Regions from separate parts of the Homo sapiens genome. Here region 1 is linked to region 2. A link is an interaction called in ENCODE POLR2A ChIA-PET data of the cell type or tissue named here. Cell type or tissue: Caco-2. All regions are shown on one strand. Links, peaks and the distances in the headings refer to the core of each region. The heading gives the core; the rest is flanking DNA.

Evidence for each region. ChIA-PET counts read pairs that join two places held together with the same protein. Peaks named below come from ENCODE experiments on the same cell type or tissue, not always from the same donor. Only the 100,000 strongest peaks of a DNase experiment are listed, where the experiment ranks them.
Region 1: POLR2A ChIA-PET joins it to region 2 with 8 read pairs; 3 of 35 experiments call an interaction of 5 or more read pairs at or near these places.

Annotation. Positions count from the first base shown.
Region 1 is chr1:16,337,195-16,345,167 of GRCh38, reverse strand. All of the region lies in intron 1 of FBXO42 (F-box protein 42), which reads left to right. Among named protein-coding and RNA genes, the nearest start is that of FBXO42, 11 kb to the left of the region's middle. In Caco-2, for the core only: no CTCF peak of the experiment used is centred there; no DNase peak of the experiment used is centred there.
Region 2 is chr1:16,160,146-16,168,118 of GRCh38, reverse strand. EPHA2-AS1 (EPHA2 antisense RNA 1) reads right to left here. Exons shown (of 3, transcript NR_187275.1): 3 at 1,377-3,363. Among named protein-coding and RNA genes, the nearest start is that of EPHA2, 8.1 kb to the right of the region's middle. RefSeq lists a silencer at 1-369 and enhancers at 2,069-3,009, 3,962-4,489, 4,490-5,017, 5,018-5,545, 5,391-5,685 and 2 more. In Caco-2, for the core only: no CTCF peak of the experiment used is centred there; a DNase peak (open chromatin) is centred at 3,734.

The sequences.
Region 1 (7,973 bases), core at 1,286-6,285, 180 kb before region 2:
ACAGGCGTGAGCTGCCGCGCCTGGCTCAGAAAATATATATATATGTTTTTTTGTTGTTGTCGTTTTTTTGAGACGGAGTCTCACTCTGTCTCTCAGGCTGGAGTACAATGGCATAATCTTGGGTCACTATAACCTCCGCCTCCCAGGTTCAAGTGATTCTCCTGCCTCAGCCTCCGGAGTAGCTAGGATTACAGGTGCCCACCACCACACCCAGCTAATATTTGTATTTTTAGTAGAGATGGGGTTTCACCAGGTTGGCCAGGCTGGTCTCAAACTCCTGACCTCAGATGATCCACTCACCTTGGCCTCCCAAAGTGTTGGGATAACAGGTGTGAGCCACCACGCCCGGCCCAGAAAATATTATTAGAAATCAGAACTTTATATTGATATTTACAACTGAATTTAACACATTTATGGGATTTTTTCTTTTGATTTTATATTTGTCTCATACTGAAATATTTGGTTTTAATAATATTAACATTTATTTGCTTTATCCTATGTATGTATAAGAAGGTTTAAAAATGTAACAACTGGATGGGTGCTGTGGCTCACGCCTGTAATCCCAGCACTTTGGGAGGCTGAGGTGGGCAGATCACCTGAGGTTGGGAGTTTGACACCAGCCTGGCCAACATGGGGAAACCCCGTCTCTACTAAAAAATACAAAAAAAAAAAAAAAAAAAAGTTAGCTGGGTGTGGTGGTATGTGCCTGTAATCTCAGCTACTTGGGAAGCTGTGGTAGGAGAATCACTTGTACCTGGGAGGCCGAGGTTGCAGTGAGCTGAGATCAAGCCACTGTACTCCAGCCTGGGCGGTAGAGTCTCTGTCTCAAAAAAAAAAAAAAAAATTATATATATTCCATATTACTACTAATAAAATACCTGAAGCTAACTTAAAGTAATCCCAGCACTTTGGGAGGCTGAGACGGGTGGATCACTTGAGGTCAGGAGTTCGAGACCAGCCTGACCAACAATGGGGAAACCCCATCTCTACTAAAAATACAAAATTAGCTGGGTGTGGTGGCACATGCCTGTAATTCCAGCTACTTGGGAGGCTGAGGCAGGAGAATCGCTTAAACCTGGGAGGTGGAGGTTGCGGTGAGCCAAGATTGCGCCATTGCACTCCAGCCTTGGCAACATGAGTGAAACTCTGTTTCAAAAAAATAAAAAAAAGATCCCTTTGCAGTTTTCTTTTTTTGTTGTTGTTTTTTTTTTTTTTGCCATGCTAAAGTGTGGTGTGATTATGGCTCAATGCAGCCCCAATCTCCTGGCTCAAGCGATCCTCCTGCCTCAGCCTCCCGAGTAGCTAGAACTACAGGTGGGCACCACTACACCTGGCCAATATTTTTTTTTGAGACGTAGTCTCTGTCACCCAGGCTGAAGTACAATGGCACGATCTGGGCTCACTGCAACCTCCACCTCCTGGGTTCAAGCGATTCTCCTGCCTCAGCCTCCCAAGTAGCTGGGATTATAGGCACCCACCACCACGCCTGGCTAATTTTTTGTATTTTTAGTAGAGATGGGGTTTCACCATCTTGGCGAGGCTGGTCTTGAACTCCTGACCTCGTGATGTACCTGCCTCGGCCTCCCAAAGTGCTGGGAATTTTTTTGATTTTTATTTTTTTAGACACAGGGTCTGGCTCTGTCACCTGGGCTGGAGTGCAGTGGTGCAATCTCTGCTTACTACAACCTCTCCCTCCCAGGCTCAAGTTACTGTCCCATCTCAGCCTCCTGAGTAGCTGGGACTACAGTCACATGCCACCATGCCAGGCTAATTTTTTTGTGTTTTTTGTAGAGATGGAGTTTTGCCATGTTGCCCACGCTGGTCTGGAATTCGTGTCTTCAAGCAATCCTCCACCTGCCTTGACCTAAAGTGTTGGCATTGCAGGCGTGAGCCACTGCGCCTAGCCTGCAGTTCTTCTAAATCCTTAGAATTTTTTATCCATCAGGATCCAGCCAAAAACTGGAAAATATACTAAATATTTCAAAGAGGAAATTTAATATAGGGAATTGGTTACATATGTGTTATAACACCAGAAGGGCAAAAGATGGTAGAGTAGGTGTCTTAGTCCATTTTGTGTTTCTGTAAAGAATACCTGAGATTAAGTAATTTATTATATAAAGAAAAGAGGTTTATTTAGCTCATGGTTCTACAGGCTAGGAAGTTCAAGTCCATGGCCCTGGCTTCTGGCAGGGCTTTCCAGCTGTATCACAGTGTGGCAGGAAAGGTCAAAGGGGAAGTTGACATGTGAATAGGGGAAACGTTGGGGATGGCCTGATTTATAACAACCTACTCTCCCAGGAACTAATCTAGTTTCGGAGAGCCAGAACTCACTCACTACCAGGAGAACAGCACCAAGTCACTCATGAGAGATCTGCCCCCATTACCTAAACACCACCCAGTAGGCCCCACCTCCTAACACCACCACATTGGGGATCAAATTTCCACATGAGTTTTGGTGGCGACAAACCTTATCTAAACCATAGCAGTAGGTAACTTAGAAATTAATTACTGTAGGGTGAAACTATTAAGGGTCAGGGGAACAAAAGGGAGGAGATGGTATTACTATAACTTTTTTTTTTTTTTTTTGAGACAGGATCTCAATCTGCCTCCCAGACTGGAGTGCAGTGGGCGATCACGGTTTACTCCAGCATTGACCTCCCCAGGCTCAGGTGACCCTCCTACCCCAGCCTCCCTAGTAGCAGAGACTACAAGCAGGTGCCACCGTGTCCATTGTTTCTGTAGAGTTAGGGTTTTTTTTTTTTTTTTTTTTTGAGACAGAGTTTCGCTCTTCTTGCCCAGGCTGGAGTGCAATGGCGTGATCTCGGCTCACCGCAACCTCCGCCTCCCAGGTTCAAGCAATTCTCCTGCCTCAGCCTCCTGAGTAGCTGGGATTACAGGCATGTGCCACCACACCCGGCTAATTTTGTATTTTTAGTAGAGACGGGGTTTCTCCATGTTGGTCAAGCTGGTCTTGAACTCCCAGCTTCAAGTGATCCGCCCGTCTTGGCCTCCCAAAGTGCTGGGATTACAGGCGTGAGCCACTGCACCTGGCCTGTAGAGTTAGGGTTTTGCCATGTTGTCCAGGGTGGTCCTGAACCCCTGGGCTCAGGTGATCCACCCACCTCAGACTCCCAAAGTGCTGGGATTACAGACATGAGCCACTGCGCCTGGCCCAGAACTTTTTTTTTTTTTTTTGGAGACGGAATTTCTCTCTTGTTGCCCAGGCTTGAGTACAATGACGCGATCTTGGCTCATCGCGACCTCCGCCTCCCAGGTTCAAGCGATTCTCCTTCCTCAGCCTCCTGAGTAGCTGGGATTACAGGCAGACGCCACTATGCCTGGCTAATTTTGTATTTTTAGTAGAGACGGGGTTTTCTCCATGTTGGTCAGGTTGGTCTCGAACTCCTGACCTCAGGTGATCCGCCCGCCTTGGCCTACCAAAGCGCTGGGATTACAGGCATGAGCCACCGCACCCGGCCCAGAACTTTTAAGAATATCAAATAGTAGGGACCACCACTCAAACTTACTGCCACTTTTTTTTTTTTTTTTTTTTTTTTTAAAAGACGCAGTCTCACTTGGTTGCCCAGGCTGGAGTGCAGGGGTGCAATCTTGGCTCACTGCAACCTCTGCCTCCCCACCTCCCAGGTTCAAGCGATTCTCCTGCCTCAGCCTCCTGAGTAGCTGGGATTACAGGCGTGCACCACCACTCCCAAATAATTTTTGCATTTTCAGTAGAGACGGTGTTTTACCATGTTGGTCAGGCTGGTCTCGAACTCCTGACCTCATGATCTGCCCGCCTCGGCCTCCCAAAGTGTTGGGATTACAGGCATGAGCCACGGCTTCCAGCCTACTACCACTTTTATAGCTGGGACTTTGAGGAGGAATTGCCAAGGGTTGTCTCATGGTTGGTGCTTGAACCATTCTAATATTTATTTGGTTTTGGTTTATCCTTTAAATGTTGGATTTTGCAATAATAAGCAAATATCTGCATATATTCTTTTTTTCTCTTATGCAAAAGGTTTTCCTACTATATACGCTGCTCAGCCTCTTGGTCTTTTCACCTAGTATATTTTGGAGATCATTCCATATTGGAACAGAGGTAGTCCTTATTCATTTCCACACCTACACAGTGAGGATGCACCAGAGTTTGTTCAACTGGTCTGTTTTTGATGGACATTAGTAAATAATGCTTTACTGCTGATTTTTTATAAATAAATTTTGGTATGGTACAATAGAAGAAGTGCTGGGCTGAAAGACAAAAGATACAGTTTCTATTTTTGCTACTCATTGGCTGTATGACCTTAAAGCCACTTAGGTTTTCTGACCTCACTTTCCTCATTTGTGAAATAAGGGTTCAGTTGTTCTATAATATCTACTCCTGCTTATACTATTTTGTATTTTTCTGCAAGTTTTATTAACCGTATTTTAAGCCTATTGCTCAGTAAAGTGTATAAAGCATTGTAAGAAAATTATAAATGAGAACATAAGGTTAAGTTTTAGAAGTAACTTAACCTTGGCATGGCAAAACCCTAACCCTCAGTAGAGGGTTGGCCGGGCGCAGTGGCTCACGCCTGTAATCCCAGCACTTTGGGAGGCCAAGGTGGGTGGATCACTTGAGGTCAGGAGTTTGAGACCAGCCTGGCCAACATGGTGAAACCCCGTCTCTACTAAAAATACAAAAAATTAGCTGGGCGGGGTGGGCGCCTTTAATTCCAGCTACTCGGGAGGCTGAGGCAGGAGAATTGCATGAACCTGGGAGAGGCGGAGGCTGCAGTGAGCCGAGATGGCACTATTTCACTCTAGCCTAGGCAACAAGAGTGAAACTCCGTCTCAAAAAAAAAAAGTACTACCAAAGGTTTTCTGGATTTGGATCTGTGGTGCTTGTTGATAGAATTAAGATTTCTGCTTTCATGCCTATTTTTCTGAAACAGTCTCCAGGAAATCTACCTGCTAGGTGATTTTTAATTTTTTTAATTTACTTTTTTTTTTTTGAGACTGGAGTCTTGCTCTGTCGCCCAGACTGGAGTGCAGTGGCACGATCACGGCTCATTGCAAGCTCCGCATCCCGGGTTCACGCCATTCTTCTGCCTCAGCCTCCCAAGAGCTGGGACTATAGGCGCCTGCCACCACGCCTGGCTAATTTTTTGTATTTTTAGTAGAGACAGGGTTTCACTGTGTTAGCCAGGATGGTAATTTACTTTTTAAATTTTTTCTTGAGACAGGGTCTTGCTTTATCACCCAGGCTGGAGCGCAGTGGTACAATCATGGCTCACTGCAGCCTGGATTTCCCAGGCTAAGTGATCCTCTACCTCAGACTCACAAGTAGCTGGGACTACAGGTGTGAGCCACCGTGCTTGGCCAGGTGATTTTTATGATCAGGTGAAGCAAAGATTTACTTCATGTGCATATACACCACTGTCCTTTAGGTTTCCTGGGGATAAGATGTAATCAAGACATTATCTACCTTTCATAAATTCATAATCTGTTCAGCTGTGCAAGTATTAACCAAAAATGTGTAATCTGGTTATTGAGAAAATTTACATAAGAACATAACTATGGCTGGGTGTGGTGGCTCATGCCTGTAATCCCAGCACTTTGGATGGCTGAGGCGGGCTGATCATGAGGTCAAGACATCAAGACCATCCTGGCCAACATGGTGAAACTCTGTCTCTACTGAAAATACAAAAATTAGCTGGGCGTGGTGGCACGCACCTGTAGTCCCAGCTACTCGGGAGGCTGAGGCAGGAGAATCACTTGAACCCAGGTGGCGGAGGTTGCAGTGAGCCAAGAACATGCCACTGCATTCCAGCCTGGCAACACAGTGAGACTTCATCTCAAAAAAACAAAAACAAAAAAACTATAACAATATGAAATAGTGTGACATTGTGTCGATAAGTAATGGTATAGATGGACTTCTGGAAATGATTAATGTGGAATGGAGTAGGAAATGACTTGTGATGGAAGGAGGTCCTCTCCTCTGCTCTAGAGAAGTGAGTAGGAGGCAGAAGCAGGAAGGCATTCCTTTGCCCTGACCACCACTAGAAAAAAGATAAATGACCGCTGGGCAGGGTGGCTTACGCCTGTAATCCCAGCACTTTGGTAGGCTGAGATGGGTGGATCGCTTGAGGTTGGGAATTTGAGACCACCTGGCCAACATGGTGAAACCCCATCTCTACTAAAAATACAGAAATTAGCCGGGGGTGATGATGTGCACCTGTAATCCCAGCTACTCAGGAGGCTGAGGCAGGAGAATTGCTTGAATTTGGGAGGCGGAGGTTGCAGTGAGCCGCGATTGTGCCACTGCACTCCAGCCTGGGGAAAAGGGCGAAACACCGTCTCAAAAAAAAAAAAAAAAAAAAAAAAGACAAATGGAAATAAAATGTTCCATTCCATCACAGCATCTTGTTAAAATGTATTATGTTCTTTGCAGAATATTTTTGTTTATCAGTGGGGAAGCTAGGTTTATATGCCACCCGAGAGATTTGATAGGAGCATTGTGGGATTGTAAAGTACTTTGAATTCCTCTTGAAACACTGTTTTTACCATGCTACTGGTCTGCTCACATTTAGTAAATTCCTGGAGACTGCAGAATAATCTCTAGATTGATGAGGCAAAAGGCTAGAGTCAGAACAGTTAGGTAGGTGTCTACTATTTTGGTTCAAGTGTGGATGACAATGCCCAGCATCAAAGCAGGGGGATAACAATAAAAGGTAGGACGTTTTGAAGAAACAGGTAATAGAGGAAAGTGAAAGTCTGTATCCAAGACAAGATGTCATGCAACATTGTTATTCTTTTTTTTTTTTTTTTTTTTTTGGAGATAGGGCCATACTCTGTTCCTCAGGCTACAGTGCAGAGGCTCACTGCAGCCTCAACTTCAGTGCTCAAGCGATCCTCCCTCTTTTTTTTTGAGATGGAGTCTCGCTCTGTTGTCCAGGCTGGAGTGCAGTGGAGCATGATCTCAGCTCACTGCAAGCTCTGCCTCCCAGGTTCACACCATTCTCCTGCCTCAGCCTCCCGAGTAGCTGGGACTACAGGCGCCTGCCACCACACCTGGCTAATTTTTTGTATTTTTAGTGGAGACGGGGTTTCACTGTGTTAGCCAGGATGGTCTTGATCTCCTGACCTCATGATCCACCTGCCTCGGCCTCCCAAAGTGCTGGGATTACAGGTGTGAGCCACCGCGCCCGGCCAATCCTCCCTCCTTGGCCTCCCAAAGTGTAGGCGTGAGCCACTGTGTTTGGCCTATTATTCTTTTTTTTTTTTTTTTTTTTTTTTTTTTTTTTTGAGACGGAGTCTCGCTCTTTCTCCCAGGCTGGAGTACAGTGGCGCGATCTCCACTCACTGCAACCTCTGCCTCCTGGGTTCAAGCAATTCTTCTGCCTCAGCCTCCCGAGTAGCTGAAATTACAGGTGCCTGTCGCCGTGCCCAGCTAATTTTTGTATTTTTTGTAGAGGCGGGGGTTTCACCATGTTGGGCAGGCTGGTCTTGAACTCCTGACCTCAGGTGATCCGCCCACCTTGGCCTCCCAAAGTGCTAGGATTACAGGCGTGAGCCACTGTGCCTGGCCTGGCCTATTATTCTTTTGAGGATGGTTTGAAGTTAATTTCAATGACAATTTATAGTATCTCTTAAAAAGAATAAATGGAGTCCTATGATTGGGTTCAAATCTGGTTCTGTGTAATCATGGGCAAGTTAATTTATCTCAGCCTCAATTTTCCTCATCTTATCCTCATCTTAGAATTGATAATATGTTCCTCACAGAGTTGACGTAAAGATTAAATGAGATAAGGCACCTGGCACATGTTCTCAATACCTGTTGATTCCATTTTCTCATCTAGTGTTGATACCAGCTACATTTTAATGGTTACTGAAGACCTTGATACTCAAGGTCCCCAAACTGGCAGTGCTGGCATCATCAAGGTGAGAATACAGTGTCAAGTTCCACCCGAGGCTTACTGAATCTGAATCTATAA
Region 2 (7,973 bases), core at 1,584-6,583:
AGGGTGATGGGTTTGGGGAGGAGGGGCGGAGAGAGAGGCGGGCCCAGCGAGGCTGGCGGGGCCCAAGGGGAGGAACCTGCAATGGTATGCAAAGTGCATGGGGCTCTCCGGGCCGCCGCCTCCCCGCCCCGGTTTCCATGGCGACGGAGGCCGCCGCCCCCCAGGCCCAGACCCCTTTTACGAGACGCAGAGGCAGTTCCTCGCCGCGGGGAAGGGGCTCTGGCTCCGGCTCCGCGGTAAACTGCGAGCGGCGGCCCTCAAAGGCGGCACCTGCGGAGCCGGAAGCTGGGGCGGACCGGGGTGCGAGACTTGGGGGGATGGGGGTGAGGCTGGGACAGGGGCCGCCCCGCCGCGCTTCCTCTCGCCTCTTGCGCTCGCTTCTACACAGCACTTCCCACCCCGAGACCCTAGCTTCCTCCGGACCCGCTCCCACGGCAGGTGGGCCATCCCCCCACCCACTCCCCCACCCCGCCCTACGGGACCCGGAGTTCCACCCCGTGCCCCCCACCGCACCCCTGGCCCGCGTCCCTCCCCGCGTCTCCTCCGGTCCCGCTCCATTGTCCTGGGCAGCCTTGCTCTCTCCTGCCTCCTCCCACCTGCCTCTCCTCCACGTGGCCCGGGCTCCTTCCTGGGCTTTCCCGGGCGCCCAGCATTCTCCATCTGCCTCTGTGTCTCCGTCTCTCCAAGTCTCTTTCTGCTGGTCTCTCGTCTCTCAGCAGCAGGAAGAGGAGAGGGAGCGGCGGTGGGGAGTGAGAGCCCTTTGAGGGAGGAGACTGGATGACCCCAGGCAAGGGACTTCCAGGGCTTGAGGGGCCTGGGTCCCCAACCATGCTGGGCATTAGTCAGGCCCCTCTTAAGTAATCAGGAAGAACGGAAGCCGGGCACAGTGGCTCATGCCGGTAATCCCAGCATTTTGGGAGGCAGAGGCAGGTGGATCACCTGAGGTCAGGAGTTCGAGACCAGCCTGGCCAAAATGGTGAAACCCCATCTCTGCTAAAAATACAAAAATTAACCAGGCGTGGTGGCGCGTGCCTGTAATACCAGCTACTTGGGAGGCTGAGGCAGGAGAATCACTTGAATCCGGGAGGCGGAGGTTGTAGTGAGCCAAGATCCGGCCATTGCACTCCAGCCTGGGTGACAGAGCAAGACTCCATCCCGGAAAAGAAAAAACAAAACCAAAAAACAAAAATTAGCCAGGCGTGGTGGCGCAGGCCTGTAATCCCAGCAACTTGGGAGGCTGAGACAGGAGAACTGCTTGAACTCAGGAGGTGGAGGTTGCAGTGGGCTGAGATCGTGCCACTGCACTCCAGCCTGGAGGACAAAGCAAGACTCTGTCCCCACCACCCCCCCAAAAAGGAAAAAGAATGGAGGTGGGAGAGTTTTCCAGTCGTGTATTTATTTTTGAGCAGGCCATTGATGCCTATGGTGCAACAGACCACAGGGAGAATACACAGGGAAGCTGCTGTGCCCCCCACCAAGAGGTTCCCAGTCTTCCTGTCCCCAACCCCTCCCCAGCTCCTCATCCAGGTCCCTTGCCCTCTGCTCAGCACAAGGCATGCTGGCGGCCACAGACATATCTACTGACATGAACACACGCCCCCCACCTACACTGCGCTGGCTGGGGGATACCACAGGGGCCTAACTAGGGAACATGTGAAAGGTGGCAAGAATGGACAAGTGGCCTGTGGCATGATGGATGGGCTGGCAGACAGATGGATGGATGGGTTGGTAGACAGACAGACAGATGGAGCCGCTAGGAGGTGACTACCTGGCTGGGGAGGCCTGTCTGAGAAGTGATGGATGGGATGCAGAGGGGGCTGAGAGGGGCTGGGCCAAGGTGGGAAGGAAGGAAGAAGGAAGGAAGGAAGGATGGATGGCTGGATGGATGGATGGATGGCTGGATGGATGGATGGATGGCTGGATGGATGGATGGATGGATGGATGGATGGATGGATGGCTGGATGGATGGACAGATTGACAGATGAAGGACACAGCTGAAGGGGTGGGGGGATAGATGGGTGGGTTCTAGAGAAATGATGAGAGACCCTGCTGAGGACAGGGACAGGATCTTGCAGGGGTGTTGTGGCAGAAGTGATGGGCAGGGCTGGGTAGGGATAGACTGCTCACTGCAGGGCTAGCTACAGGCAGGCGACAGACAGATGGACCCATGTGTGGACGGACGGATGGAGGGGGAACGGAGGGAGTGAGCAGGGGCCCACTGGGACTGGTTGATGAAGATGGATGGACAGACAGAGGGAAACAGGGCAGGAAGGGGAATGGGAATGGGGGAGGGAAGACCATGTCCTGTCCCGAGGTGGTCCCTACAGAGCCCCTGAGACCTGGCCATTAGGAAAGTGTATGCAAGTTTGCCTGGAAAGGTGTGTGTGTGTGTGTGTGTGTGTGCACAGGCATCTGTGAGAGCTCTGGCGTGGCTGTGTTCCTGGCACTTCCTGGTGTGTGTGTAGCCTTGTGAGGGCCCAGGCCTGGTGATGGGCGTGGAAATAGGGGCCCGGAGGAGTGTAAGCTCTCTCCTCTTCCCTCAGGGGCTGAGGGCATCCTGGTGGGTTTATCCAGGGAGCATGGCAGCCAGGGAGCCTGGGACAGATTTCTGGTGAATGGGGGACTTGTGTGTTAGTGCCTGCAGGGAGGGGAAGGGGCTAGAGTCAGACTGGGAAGTTCTCAGAGACAGAAAACAAACAGAGGGGCTTCCCTGACCCCTTCCTCCTTTCCTCCTTTCCTCCTTTCCTCCCTTCTTCCTTCCAAGCCTCCACGCAGGCCTGCAGCCAAACTGTCAGGACTCAGGAAGGGGGTGACACCTGGCAGGTACTCTGCCAGCCTGGGGCCCCCAAATATGGTGTCAATGATAAAAATAATCCTAGCTGACATTTACGGAGTACTTGCCATGTGCCAGGCACGTTGCCAGGTTTTTCAGGATCCCATGTCTTCCCACAAGGTGGGTATTGTTTTATTTTTATCCCCACTTGACCCGGAAGAAGAGCTCAGGGCAGTGAAGCACCTCATCCGAAACTCCCAGTAAGTGGTGGCCGTGGGAAGCCAGAAATTTGCCCTCGGCCCCTGGCGAACAACAACTTGATCTTCCTCTGCACATCTGCCCAGGGGACACGGGTTGTCAGGCTGACCCTCAGAACACAGTGCAAGGAGGAGAGGAGGGTAAGAGAAAAGATGGCAGTGATGTCCAGAGGCCACATGGTTAGCTGAGTGGCATCAGGGCCTTTAGAGCCCAACGGCTTGGATTCAGAGGCTGACTTTGCCACTTCCTTGTGCAACGTCGAGCAGGTCACTTCACTTGTGTAAGCCTCAGTTTCCTTGTCTGTGAAATGGGGAGTGTGCTGCTCACAGAGGCTATTGGGAGGATAAAATAAGATAATACAGGAAAAGTACCTGGCAGGTTGGAAGGCCCCAGGGTCACAGAGGAGGATCCTGGGAGTCAGGTAAGGGCACTTCCTGGGGGCCCCTGGGCACCAGTCGCCCCACCTTCTGCAGAAGCGGGAATCCCCCATTTGTCATTGTCTCTGGATTGTATCCTGGGCTTCTGGGCATGACGTCATGCTCTGTGCTTGGCAAATAGTAACTTGTGCCATCGTCATACTGCTCTAAGAGGCCGAGCTACTGTCATCTCTCAATGCACTGATGAGGAGAGGGAGGGAAAGACAGCAGTGACTAGCCTAGATCACGCAGTGTAAGCTTTCATCACTGGTCAGCTGGGAAGCCACTATGTTTATTTGCTCATTCATTTAACAAATTTGTAGGACAGACTAGGGGGTGGGGACGGTTCATGACTCACAGAGCAGCAGCAACCCCGGCCCTTCTCCTGGAGCTCACACACGAATGGGGGTGGTGTGAGCAGGGGGAGACAGACAATAGACAAACGAACGGTAATCTCTGGAGTGTGGCAGCTGGTGGTGGTAATTGCTATGGAGAAAAATACAGCAAGGAAGGGGGACAGGGAGTCCAGAGGTGGAGTGGGGTGAGAGGCTGCTATATTTTATTTTATTTTATTTTATTTTATATTTTATTTTATTTTATTTTATTTTATTTTATTTATTTTATTTTATTTTATTTTGAGACAGAGTCGCTGGGATTACAGGCATGCTCCACCACGCCCGGCTAATTTTGTATTTTTAGTAGAGATGTGGTTTCTCCACGTTGGTCAGGCTGGTCTCGAACTCCCAACCTCAGGTGATCTGCCTGCTTTGGCCTCCCAAAGTGCTGGGATTACAGACGTGAGCCACCGCACCTGGCCTGAGGCTGCTATTTTAAATACGGTGGTTAGGACATGTGGCAGACATGAGCTGAACTTCAAACAGAGATCTGAAGGAGGCGAGGGAGCCAGCCCTGAAAATTTGGGGGCAGGGGCACAAACTGATCCAGGCAGAGGGGACAGTACGTGTAAGAGCACTGAGGCAGGCCTGGCCTATTTTTCAAAAAAAATTTTTTTTTTGAGATGGAGTTTCGCTCTTGTTGCCCAGGCTGGAGTGCAATGGTGCGATCTCGGCTCACTGGAGTGCAATGGCGCGATCTCAGCTCACTGCAAACTCTGCCTCCCGGGTTCAAGCTATTCTCCTGCCTCAGCCTCCTTGAGTAGCTGGGATTACAGGTGCACGCCACCTCGCCTGGCTAATTATTTTTAGTAGAGACGGGGTTTCACCATGTTGGCCAGACTGGTCTCGAGCTCCTAACTTCAGGTGATCTGCCCCCCTCAGCCTCCCAAAGTGCTGGGATTACAGGCATGAGCCACCGCGCCCAGCTGGCTATTTCTATTACTTCAAATTTACTTATCCCAAAGGTCGTGAGGAAGCACCTTCCATTCAGCTGACAGCCTTTGGGTCTGCAATGGAGGAGCGATGGGCTATCTTTTTCTTTTTTTCTTTCTTCTTTTTTTTTTTTTGGAGATGGAGCTTCGCTCTTGTTATTGCCCAGGCAAGAGTGCAATGACGCTATCTCGGCTCACTGCAACCTCCACCTCCCAGGTTCAAGAGATTCCCCTGCCTCAGCCTCCAGAGTAGCTAGGATTACAGACATGCGCCACCATGCGCGGCTAATTTCGTATTTTCAGTAGAGACGGAGTTTCTCTAGTTTGGTCAAGCTGGTCTCGAACTCCTGACTGCAGGTGATCCGCCCGCCTAGGCCTCCCAAAGTGCTGGGATTACAGGCGTGAGCTCCCGCGCCCGGCCCCCTTTTTCTTTATTTTATTTTTATTTTTTCACACACATCCCGTAGGATGAGATGCTTTTTGATTTTTTAAAAGACACCTAGTTGAAGACTGGCACTCAGAGGCCGGAGAAAAGCCTGTGGTTCCGATGGTTAGGGAAAGGCTTTGGGGGTCGAAGCTGAGTTGGGAGAGAGGAGGATGTGGCCGAATGGGGAAGGCAAGGCCGAGCAGAATGAGGGGCGCCCTCAGGGAGTCGGGGATGTTGGAAGGGGGCTGTAAATACAGGCGGGAGGTGGGCGGAACCCGCCCAAGCTACCGGGTGGCCGCCTCCCCAGTGCGGACCCAGGCTGAGGCCCCGCCCTGCCCGGAGGCTCCGCCCGCATCCAGGCCCCGCGGGCAGGATCTACCAAGAACCCACATCAAAGGCTCCCAGGAAGCGCGAGCGAGCCCCAAAGGAAGTGGCGCAGCCTCTAATCCAGCTCTGGGGGTGGGGGAAGCCCCGCAATTATTGGGGGGCTTCCTCCCGCGCTACCCCCTTTAAAACCCGGGAGCCCACATTTAAGTCTCCCCACCCCCACCTCAAATTGCCTCCTTGTTGGGGGTGAGGCTGTGTTCAGTAAAACTATTATTCAGACGAGTTTCACCCCAAAACCTCACCTGAACAGCTGAACAGTCTCTCTTTGCGGCTGCACCTGGGGAGTGTGTTCTTTTGAAAAAGATGGGGCCCTAGTTACCGCATGTTTGTGCAACACACACGTTTACTGGGCACCACTGTATGCCCGGCACCATGGGGGACGGCAAGATGGAATAAAACCGGGTCTCTGTCCTTCAGGGAGCCCCCTGCCTAAAGAGGAGGGAGTGAGAGCTGGGGTTTGTCCCGGGAGGAATTATTTATTTGGCCTGGGGGAGCCCTGTCTATTCTTCAGAAGTGACTTTTGATTGATTGTAAAGGTAGCAATAGCTAAGATTCAATGCGCATTGACTGTGTGCCCAGCACTGAGCAAAGGGCATTAGATACATGATGATCTCACTGAGTCCCAGCAGCAGCCCTGAAGGGTGGAAACCAGGATTATTGCACCCGCATGGCTCCACCAAGGCCACACAGTGGGTTACATGGAAGAATCCAGGTCTGCTGGACCCAGTGTTCATTCATTCACCAAATCTGTGTTGGGCGCACACTATAGACCAGGCACTCTCCTACCCTTTGGCAATCCGTTCTCCTGTGTTATGTATGCCAAGGCAGGTCTAGTAGGAGCTGCCCAGATGGAAGGGGCATCCAGGGAGAGGGCACAGCTGGGACAAAGGCATGAAAGTCCAGGAAGTGTTCAAAAAAGAGCAGGTCTACTCGGCTCTGGGGTAGACACACTTAACTTTTTAGTTCCACCTCTGCCATGTACCAGCTGTGTAATTTTAGTCATTTCTTCTCTCTGAGCCTCACGTTGTTTCTGCAAAAATGGAGGCAATATTAGCTTTTCCTTCCAGGGCTAGAGAGGATTAAATGAGTTTACAGAGGTGAAGTGGCCTGGCATAGAGCAGGCCTTCAAGAAATGTGGATTGAAATGAACAGAGGGGTCTGGGTGTGGTGGCTCACGCCTGTAATCCCAGCACTTTGGGAGGGTGATGGAGACCATCCTGGCTAACATGCTGAAACCCCGTCTCTACTAAAAATACAAAAATCTGGGCGTGGTGCCGCGTGCCTGTAGTCCCAGCTACTCGGGAGGCTGAGGCAGGAGAATCACTTGAACCCAGGAGGTGGAGGTTGCAGTGAGCCGAGATCGAACCTCTGCACTCCAGCCTGGCAACAGAAGGAGACTCTGTCTAAAAAATAAATAAATAAAAAATAAAAAAAAGAAATGAATGGAGGGGGCTGGGCGTGCTGGCTCACGCCTGTAATCCCAGCACTTTGGGAGGCCGAGGTGGGAGGATCACTTGAGGTCAGAGGTTCAAGACCAGCCTGGCCAACGTGGTGAAACCCCATCTCCACTAAAAAATACAAAAATGAACTGTGCATGGTGGTGTGTGCCTGTAATCCCAGCAACTAGGGAAGCTGAGGCAGGAGAATCCCTTGAACCCGGGAGGTGGAGGTTGCAGTGAGCCGAGGTTGCGCCACTGCATTCCAGCCTCGGTGACAGAGCAAGACTCCGTCTAAAAAAAAAGGAAATGAATGGAGGAAACTAATTTAGAATGTCACCATCAAATGTGAGCATCTAAGGCCAAGCACAGTGGCTTACGCCTGTAATCCCAGCACTTTAGGAGGCCGAGGAGGGCGGATCATGAGGTCAGGAGTTCAAGACCAGCCTGACCAACATGGTGAAACCCTGTCTCTACTAAAAATACAAAAATTAGCCAGGTGTGGTGGCGTGCACCTGTAATCCCAGATACTCAGGAGGCTGAGGCAGGAGAATCACTTGAACCCGGGAGGTGGAGGTTGCAGTGAGCTGAGATTGCGCCACTGCACTCCAGCCTGGGGGACAGAGCAAGACTCTGTCTCAAAAAAAAAAAAAAAAAAAAAATTAGCATCTATTGAGCAGAATGTGTGGGGAACTGTTCTACCTGTTGCTGGATTCATACCCTGCCTCTGAGGGATTTACAGTCTAGTTGAGAAGATAGTTCAGAGGCTTTGAAAAACAAAAAAGAGTTCAGTTGGTTGAGAGCAGGGTGCTGGTAGGCATGTAGCATGGAGGCCCCTGGGGCTCTAGGGGGGGCCTGATCCCTGGGGGTTTCACCCAAGAGGTAGTAATTAGACTGACCTTAAAGATCCCAGCTGCGGAGAGTTGGCACATTCCAGGACGGGGCACTG